2 separate regions of the Homo sapiens genome follow, and region 1 is linked to region 2. Evidence: read pairs that join two places in POLR2A ChIA-PET (ENCODE). Cell type or tissue: PC-9. All regions are shown on one strand.

Region 1 (5,000 bases), 120 kb before region 2:
GTTGAGAAGAGTTGTGGTTTCTTCTGAGGCTGTCAGGGAAACAGATGCAAAACAGTGTTCAAAATGTGAGGGGCCTCTAGGGAACGACTTATTCTACTCTAGGCTTCTGCAAACGTTTACCTTTACCCTTAGGCCCTTCATGCTCAAAGAGAATCCTCATGTGGCTCTCAAAAAGACAGAGGGATAGGAAAGTACAAGTTGCACAGTCCTTCTCATTCTCTAACCCCCAATTCCAGAACGCATGAACATGTCTAATAAGATATTTTATCTAAGATATTACTCTTCTTTCATCTAATTCTATGCAGTTATAATGTGGGAATTAAAACATATAATCTGTTTACCTCAGATCTTACTTATCAGGAATCACAGTATGAATATTTTTAAATATACTAAAATAGCTTACCAAATCAAAATGATGCTACTTTAATTTAAATACACATAGGGCACTGTAGTCCTTTAAATCTTTACAGTCATCAGCAATCTCCTGCTCCTCTGAAAACTAATTATGTCTCTAATGAGGCTTCAATATTAAATGTCAGACAAATAGTTAACTGGTTTAAACCAGTTTCAAATGGTCGTAGTTTCAGGGAACTGATTTCTTAAGCATCTCATTTATTTAGTATATCTGATGTTCTCAAGTCGCTGTTACAGAGATGGATCTATATGCCACTGCTTACTCTGAAGAACACTTCATCAAATTAGTTGCTAAGCTTGGCTTCAGCTCAGGAATTTCTATTTAATATGTTTTGCTGATTTGATAAACTTCTGGATCTGATCCCTGGAGCTTATTTCAATGCTGTCTTATGAAACTGGATGTCTTTCATAAAAATTCTGTGTTTAAGAACACTGGATTTGTGATCAGATCTCTGAGTTCAAACTCTAGCTCTGCCACTGATTTGTTATATGGTATCAGGCTCATTACTTAACCTCCCTGAACTCATTTTCTCTTCAAAAATGGGGAAAAGAGCTATAAGTAAAAACTGAATGAGACACTTACCCATTCTCTGTAATAAACCTGCCCTAAGTATTTTGGGACGCTTCTAAAGGGTTAATAAAAAGAATAATCATTTTTGAACAAACAGCATAGTACCATTGTATCATCAGCAGGCTCAGAGCTGAGGGTGGCCACCAACTAAGAAAATACGTGCCTTCTGGTTGAAATGGCGTGAAGTTGTAGCAGCTGTGCCCAGTAGAGCTGTAAAAATCATGGGAAATTGTACACATGTGATACTCCACCCAAGGGATGGCAAAAATATTTGATGAGAGAAAGTACTTTGCATGGGGCTGGAGGGCCCACATTAGCAGGTAATGGCTACCATGCAAAGAAACTTCAGGAATTATTGTAAATAAGACCACATCTAGCTCCACAGATTGACAAGACTTAGATAACTTCAAGCTGTATCTATAATGATACAAACCTTTACTCTTTCAAATAATCTCTACATTTGGTCTTATTTTTGAAGTTGAGTTGTTGTGTATAAGAATTTTTTCATGGCATAAATATACTTATAATAACATCTCAGTAATGTAATGTTGCATTCACTATCTGTGTTTAATATATTATAATATAGATATATATGTTCACTATACTTTCGTAAATGACTAACTTAATTTTCACCACAAAAGTATTTTCCTTTTCCAGGTTTCTAATTACCCAATTATCCATACTTAAGACTCCTGCTTGACTCTCTCATCATCCTCATTTTATACTCAGTAGCCAATCAATGATTCAAGTCATCAGTTGATTCATTTTTCTCAGTGCCTCAGAAATTAGTCTTTTTCAATCGATTGCTTTCCCATCCCCCAGTCAGATCCTTATCATTCGTTCCTACACTATTCCACTGGTCTCCTAACTGACTTTCATGCCACTCCATGTTTCAAATTGCATGCTGCAAGACTGAACCTCATTTAATCACATCATGTTCTAGCTCATAGAATGACAATAATTTTTATTTTGCAAGAGAAATTCAGAATTATTCATCCTGAACCCTCTGGTCCCCACACACCTAAATTCTCACTGATCTGTGTTAGCCATCTGCTCTAGTCTAACTGGCCTGAACAATCTAAACTTTATAAGGTCTCCCTCCATGATTTTCCACAAGCTATGCCTGGAATGTAACTCCAACTCTTCCATGAAGTCAATTCTAAAAACATCAATCTTCTTAGAGTTCTCACTCTTCCAAACACTTACAGCATTTACTGTTGACATCATTATTAAATAATGAATCATCTACTTATTGCAACTCCTTTATATTGTTTCTCATTTCTGTTAGCTGTTCTAATTTCCTTGTCTTGTTTCCTTAAACTAGTTTGTAAGCTCGCTAATCAGAGATCTGGTTTATCCTAACACATCCAGCATAGAAACTAGACTTAGGAATTATACTCTCAATGTTTTTATTTGGTCTTAGTTTAGGTAGATCATTATAGCTGAGAGCTTTATAGTATAAAGTCGTTTTTTCACATTACTGTCCATTTTTTGCTTTAAATATTTAAGAAGACAGGATTACAAATATAAAATTTGAAGGAAATCAATAGAAATAACTATTATTGATTAGTCTGAATGTATAATACATAAAGTCTCAAACTATAACTTAAATTATAACCATGTTCTTTTATCTGACATTAATTTAGAATAATGATCATTCCTCAATGTAAACAGCACATTGTTTTACAATGCAAAACAAAAAAGTATGATCTTTCCCTTTGTTGACTTATCCCAGAAATCTAGAGCTTTTTCAACATACATCTCTTTTGAGACTAACAATAGATGTACAGTATGACAGTTCTATGAAAACAACATGTTCTGCAGTAAACTCCTATTAAATACATGGAAGTAAATGAATGTATTTTGACAAATATAGCACTATACGTTTTAATTTATTTCTCTTGCTGACAAAACACAAACTCACAGAATAAATTGTTTTCTTCATCACTGCATCTACAGTACCTAGAACATGTAGTTAGTGCTTAATAGTTATTAATTGATTAAATAAGTGAAAAATTATTTCAATTCACCCCTATATTCTTTAAATGTTAACATTCTACTGTGCAATTGTACTGCTAGCCTCTTACCTAACTCTAAAATCACTCATTTTTTGTTGATATACAAACTTTAAGCCATATAAGCAAAAACAATGAGCAAGGAGAAATAAGTATAACTTTTGAAGTAAGTTATATAAAAATTAGAGTGAATTTAAAAAATTCTGGTGATAGTGATTTAACAATATGAAAAGGTAGCTGGATAGTGGTTATAGAGTTAAAATATGGACTTAGACCAGTCCCCCAATATAAATTAATAACTCTAAAATGTATTGATAAATTTTGATTATATATATACATACATATATGAGTGTGTTTCCAGAAATGTAATTTTTATAATCAGTTAACTTATTGCTAAATGTATACTTAATACATGCATAAATAAATAAATGCACTAAAGATATAGTTGATTCACTTAGAATGTCTACTGTTAGAAGAAACTTATAAAGCCTGTTGGCCTACCAAGTATTTGGCAAAGACTTCAAAGATGGCTCAACCTGTTCAAAGATGGGTAAACTATATACTGTCATGAATTTGTGATGACAAGGAAAAATTCCTTTTGGATTATGGATTAAAATAAGATTGAAACTTTACTCCTGTAATTGGAAATTTGGCTATGAATCACACAAATTAGATACTTTAGGGCCTACCCTATAAAAACGACATAAAACTTAAACAGATGTCTAACCACTTTTAAGTTGCTAACAGAAGGATAAGTACAACTGACAATAAAATCAGGAACTCAGACTCACAGTTTGTTATCAGAAACAAGGACAAAATTAGATGTGTATTCTGACTAAATGGTTCCTATGTTTTATAGAAGCTGTAGTATTATCATATTTCAGCTAGAAAAGACTAGAAATCAGTTTCTCTTTCAAATATATGCATAACTACTTGTATAAAAATACCAGTTCAATGGACTTTCATGTTTAAAATGGAAGGAAAAAGAAAACTTTTATTAGACCACTACCATGTACCAATAACTGTATTATTTCATTTAATCTTCATATTAATATTTACATAAAGTGAATAATACTACACTATATTCCAGATAAAGAAATTGCATTTCAAGAGGTAGCAGAGCAAGATGGCCAAATAGAAGCCTCTAGCAGTCATCCCCTCCCCACCTGTAGGAATACCAAATTGAACAACTATCCACACAAGAAAGCAACTTCATAAGAAAGAACCAAAAATCAAATGAGCAATCACAATCTCTGGTTTTAATGTCATATCACTGAAAGAGGCATGGAAGAAGGTAGAAAAGACAGTCCTGAATTGCTGATGCCACCCCTCCCCCATTCTCCAGCAGTGACCACATGGTGGGGAGAGAGAATCTGTGTGCTTGTGGGAGAGAGAGTTCAGAGATTGTGAGTCTTCGCATTGGATGCCCATGGAGGGGGCATTTAGACCAGCCCTAGCCAGAGGGGGAAGCACTCATCCCAGTGGCTGGAATCCTGAGACTCAGGTAGTCCCACCAACACAAGCTAAAGCACTCTGGGGTCCTAAGTATGTTTGAAAGGCAATCTAGGCCACAAAGACTGCAATTCCTGGGCAAGTCCTAGTGCTGTGCTGGGCTCGGAGCCGGCACACGCACACATGGGGTGCAAATGACCTAGTGAGATACCAGCCAGGGCAGCCAAAGGAGTGCTTGAGTCATCACCCATCCCTTAACCACAGGCAGTGAAGCTCGCAGCTCTGGGAGAGACCCCTTTACTCTGCTTGAGAAGAGCAGACAATAGAATAAAGAGGACTTTTTTGCGACTTAGATCCAGCTCAGCCACAGTGGAACAGGGCACCAAGCAGAGCCCTAAGACCCCCCATTCCAGGCCCTAGCTCCTGGATGACATTTCTAGACATACCCTGGGCCAGAAAGGAACCCACTGCCTTGAAGGGAAGGAAGCAGTACTAGCAAGATTCATCACCTGCTGACTGACATTTTCTTGGGCATTGAATAAACATCA
Region 2 (5,000 bases):
TAAAATAGCTTAATTTTAACATGTAAAAATGGCTTTTGCGTTAATCAATCTCTTTACTTTCCAGTGCTATTCCTGAAAATTAAGGCTTTAAAATAAGACCATCTTGCTGTAGATGCTATAATTTAAGAAAATAATATGCCTAACACTTAAAAATCTTACTTGTTAAAGCATAATTTGGGTTTTCTACTTCCATCCGTTGCATCTGAGCACTCAAAAATACTTTAATATCTATCCCTTTGGCAAAGGATGATGAATTAAAAAATCTGGAAGGAATTTTAGAAGCAATATCTGGTTCATCACGTCCAAATCCAAGATTATAAAGAATTTCTTCAGGATCTTCCTCATAAAGTTCCAACAATTCTGAAACACTACAAAAAAAGGGGGCAAAAAAGGAAACATGAAAATATAAAATAAATTGATAGTCCACACCACATTATAAATGAATACATATTACTGATTTCCTGTGATAAAATCTTTTTTCTCAGCTTCTGCTCTGGAAACCATTATTTATTTTACCATGTTTACACATGTGTACTGGGGAATAAATAGCCCTTATAAAGGGTTCATTGTCTCAAGTTGCTAGAGTTGCAGAAAAGAGCTAACCCCAACGAACACAGTCAGAGATTCCCTACGTGATTCCTCACCTTATTTGTTTTGTCATTTTAAGAGATTCCCTGTAAAGCAGCTAAAACAAGTAGAAGACAGATGATGAAGAATAAGGAATGAACAGATTAAAGCAGAAATTAAAAGGAACTGAGGGACATTTTGTGAAATTTGAGCTTTTCTGTTATCCTTGTCCTAGGAGTGGCAATTGTCCTAGGAGGAACAATAAAGATAACAAGCTGATTTCAGAGAAGCGAGGGAGGAGCTTACTTTCAACTTCTCTCCAACCACTTCCACTCAGGAAGTAGGAGGAGTAAGGTACAGAGAGTGTGGGTTACACAAAGGTAACTACTCTAATCCTATTGGGAATTAAATATTTAGTATCCCTTCTCTCTCATACCAGTGATAATCCAAGCTTTCTAAGACTCACTGAAGAAAACAGGAAAGTTAGAGATGGAACTTCAACAGAGAGACATTTCAATTTGTTTCAGACAAAATGCTCAGATTCTAATATTATAATTTGGATAACAGTTTAAACTGGATTCCATAGGCACATGCACTGATGTATTTTAATATACTATATGTGCGGGCGGGAGAGGGGCAAGGGTATTTTTCTGTTTGGCTTTTTTGAGACAGCGTCTCACTCTGTCAGCCAAGTTGAAATGGAGTGGCACAATTATAGCTCACTGCAGCCTCAACCTCCTGGGTACCACTTCAGCCTTCCAAGTGGTTGTGACTACAGGTGGATCCCACCATACCCAGCTAATTTTTGCATTTTTTGTAAAGACAGGGTTTCGCCGTTTCCCCATATTGCTCAGGCTGGTCTTGAATTCCTAAGCTCAAGTAATCCACCCACTTTGACACTCCAAAGCACTGGGATTACCGGTGTCAGCCACTGGGCCTGGCTATACTATATATTTGAAAGATCTTTGGTTTAATGTGTTGAAAAAAAGTATGCTTAAATATCAAGCTGTAACTTAGAAAAATTTATTCTGATTTTTGTGTCAGAGTTAACTCAAGTCCTTAACAATGAATTTTGGTTCTCTACAACTACAAGTTACTCCGCTATGGAGTTCCTCTTTCAGGCTGTTGAGAGGGCTCAAAATACTCATTTATGGGTTCCAGCAGCAGTATAAGCCTATTTATTGCATTTTATTTAATCTCAAAGTAAAACAAAACAAAACAAAACAAAACAAAAAGCTCCTATCAGTTGTGCTGGTACAGGAAACGCTCTTTTTGTGTTCTTTCTGATTTCATATGATCAAGGTCAAATCCAAGATTGAAAAAATGATAAGAGTAGGTCATCTATAGCACAATGTAATTCCAACACAATTTCAGAATAAGTTACCTTGAAACTGTCCCACTACTTTTCCCAGATCCAGTGGAATTCATACTTCTCCCTTTCTGATGAAACTGTAATCTTCTCTCTTTGGCCAAGATATTATTGCTACGAACAAAATCAGATTATATAAAACTTTATAACTTTATTTTCATTAAAGGTCTTCATTTTTTAAAAGAAATAGAACAAAACAGCTACATACCAGTTTTCAATTTGAGCATCACTTTCATGGAGGTGGTTGGCTACAGGTAAAAACAATAAACGTAGAGCACAATTGTTAGTAGGACTATAACTACTATGATACAATTATCAAGAAATCTAATTACCTACAATATTAGAATTAAATGCCAAATATATTAAACACTTATCTTGGTCCATTAAATCTGCATTATTAAAAGTGATATACAGATAGATAAGAACAGGGCCAGGAGCTTTTGAAGGGTGTTTTTGTGTTGTGGCAACATGAAACTAACTACTCTCACTTGAGTGCTTAAAATAAAAAAACGTATAGGGAACCAGTTAAATTTCTTTAACAGGTTAGAAATAAGTAATGAGGAAGATATGTACCATATATGTGGTACTAATTATTAAATTTAAAAGCTATTAATGAATAATATCTTAAGAGGAAAACATGATTTAACATTAAGTGTGGCAATAGTATATGTCAGTTTCTAATGTGAATTTTTTTTAAGGTTATAACTGATTTTTCACACATATAACATGAAAATTTCTACTTATTTCAATATAAACTTTCTTTTAAAAATTGCCTTTCAACTTTATGATAGAACTTTAGCTTAAAGTTCTAAACAGGTAAGTGTTAATGTTTAAAGTTAAATTTATAGACAAATACAAAGAATAAAATTAATTATAAACACATCTATTTCAGCACACATGAATTGCTTTTCATTTCTGATCTACAAAGTTATGACAATTTTGTGTTTCTTTGTACATCCACCAGAAAGGTGCCTAACTCACAGCACTCAGTAATTATTTACTTAATGAATGGAAATAGCCTTGAAATAATTTTCAGTAAAACAACATAATAGATTTACTCTTTCATGAGACTCCTTTTTAGGTTCTGGTTTCCAATAAAATCATTCAATATTATCAAACTACCAAGGCAAATATCAAAAGTGCAAAGTGCATTTTAATAACGGATTGACAACATGTTCAATTGTACTGAGTGGGAATCAGTAAGTTTAAGCTCTTTATAGAGCTTGAAAATATATGAACAGAAATAATAAGAACTAATATATTTGCATATTCCAGAGTTTTAAATGTTAGAAGGTTCTAAATAAGTAATTTACTTTACAGATGCATTTGAAACAGGAAAAAATCAAGAATATTAAATTCAATGTATAAATTCACTATTCACCAACTTGTAAGCTTTAAAGACTTTTTAAAAATCCTTGTTTTTTTTAAAAAAGTACACATTAATAACTGAGCTATACAGCTATGAATAATCTATGCAATTTGATCAATGAGCTATAAAATAGCTTTTAAAACACCAGTAAAATAATTAAAAATTCTTATTTTTTGTACAAGAAAGCTTTATTATAAATCTACTGGAAAACATTACATAACTTGTAAAAACTTTTAAATAGCACAACACACTTTTTAAAATCTAATGCTTTCTGGAATAAACACCAGCATGATTTCTAATAAAATTCTATTAGCTCTGCTATTTTGTCTTTCCCCTTTAATTTTCTAAAAATCAGGAAAATGGGGAAAAGACAGGAGACACTTAAATGCAAAGAGAAAGACAAGCTGCAGCTGTAAGTATGACATAAGTCTATTTTGCGCTAAAAATAAGCTTCAATTTTGTTTTCCCATGTATAAATATTTAAGTGTCCTTCCTTTTTCAGGACAATTCTTCCCTCAGTTATATTACCACGGTTTGTTACAAACTGTTCCTTTAAGCATTTAGTCCAAGAAAGACAGATGGACACTTCACATAGTTTTTCAGAGTCATCCCTACATGTATCCTACAGACTATGACTAGATTATTAACAAAGAAAGGTAATGTAAAATATGCCTGAGCCATTTTCAAGACCTTTAAATTTAGCTTGAGGATCATAAACCTGAAACCATTCAGCTTTCTCATTTTTTTTAAATTTGAAAACTACACAAAAATACAGTTCTTCCAAACAAACATACCTTCAGCTCCCAATGACAAATCATCTTCAAAACTTCCTCCATTTCTCACAAGCACACCTGAAAGACACATTTGAAAACTCATCCTGGTGTTCTGTTCCTCTCCACCCTCATATAAAATCACTGTTTTAGTTAAATTCACCCAGCAAAATATCTTATACAGTAAAATCTTTCAGACTTGAATGTACTCAGACATTATTCTGATTATATAACTTCAAGAAGCAGGTATAAGCTTTTACTTTAACGTAAAGAAACCACTTTTCCAGCAACATAAAGTTCTCAGAAGCCAACCTATAGGCTGTTTTAAACTTATATTTTTGAAGATGTTCAATCAGACTACATACCAAGAGTTTCATGGAAAACCAGATCCTGGAGCAAATATTCTTCTTATCCATCTCATATTAAGTCAGGAGCTGGATTTTCCTGACACTGTAAATGTTTTTTTATATGCCTTGCCACTGCCTGCACATGCTTGTTGTACTTTGAACTTTAGAATTCTGTCTTGAACAGGTGGTAAAATTTTAGGTGTGGCAATTTCAGTAAATGTAAGCAAAGAAATGCTGCACGAAAGTTGACTAAACTTTTGTTCACTCAATAAGTATTTTCCTTATATTTGCATATTATATATTCATATTTAATTAGTCTTTATAATACCTAACTGGACAATAAAGATATAAGTTTCACGTTGTGAAAAGGCTAGGCAATTTGCTTAAACTCCCTACTGTTTTACGGTTTATAACAAAGTTTCTCCATTTTGCTTCTAGCTCAGAATAGCATATACTATAAACATGAATATCACTTTTATAAGTCATATATACACTTTTACCCAGAGGACAAAGAAGTAGAACTGTCATAAAGAACAGATTTAGAAAGGCAACCTTCTCTTACCCTTGAGTGTACTACT

Evidence for each region. ChIA-PET counts read pairs that join two places held together with the same protein. Peaks named below come from ENCODE experiments on the same cell type or tissue, not always from the same donor. Only the 100,000 strongest peaks of a DNase experiment are listed, where the experiment ranks them.
Region 1: POLR2A ChIA-PET joins it to region 2 with 5 read pairs; 2 of 35 experiments call an interaction of 5 or more read pairs at or near these places.

Annotation. Positions count from the first base shown.
Region 1 is chr2:182,015,584-182,020,583 of GRCh38, reverse strand. The region is part of intron 2 of PPP1R1C (protein phosphatase 1 regulatory inhibitor subunit 1C); the gene reads right to left. Among named protein-coding and RNA genes, the nearest start is that of PPP1R1C, 32 kb to the right of the region's middle. In PC-9, no CTCF peak of the experiment used is centred here; a DNase peak (open chromatin) is centred at 2,243; H3K27ac peaks cover 734 bases.
Region 2 is chr2:181,896,064-181,901,063 of GRCh38, reverse strand. ITPRID2 (ITPR interacting domain containing 2) reads right to left here. Exons shown (of 18, transcript NM_001130445.3): 3 at 4,985-5,000; 4 at 4,100-4,156; 5 at 2,145-2,184; 6 at 1,952-2,050; 7 at 160-368. Among named protein-coding and RNA genes, the nearest start is that of ITPRID2, 6.8 kb to the right of the region's middle. In PC-9, no CTCF peak of the experiment used is centred here; no DNase peak of the experiment used is centred here; H3K4me3 peaks cover 48 bases; H3K27ac peaks cover 631 bases.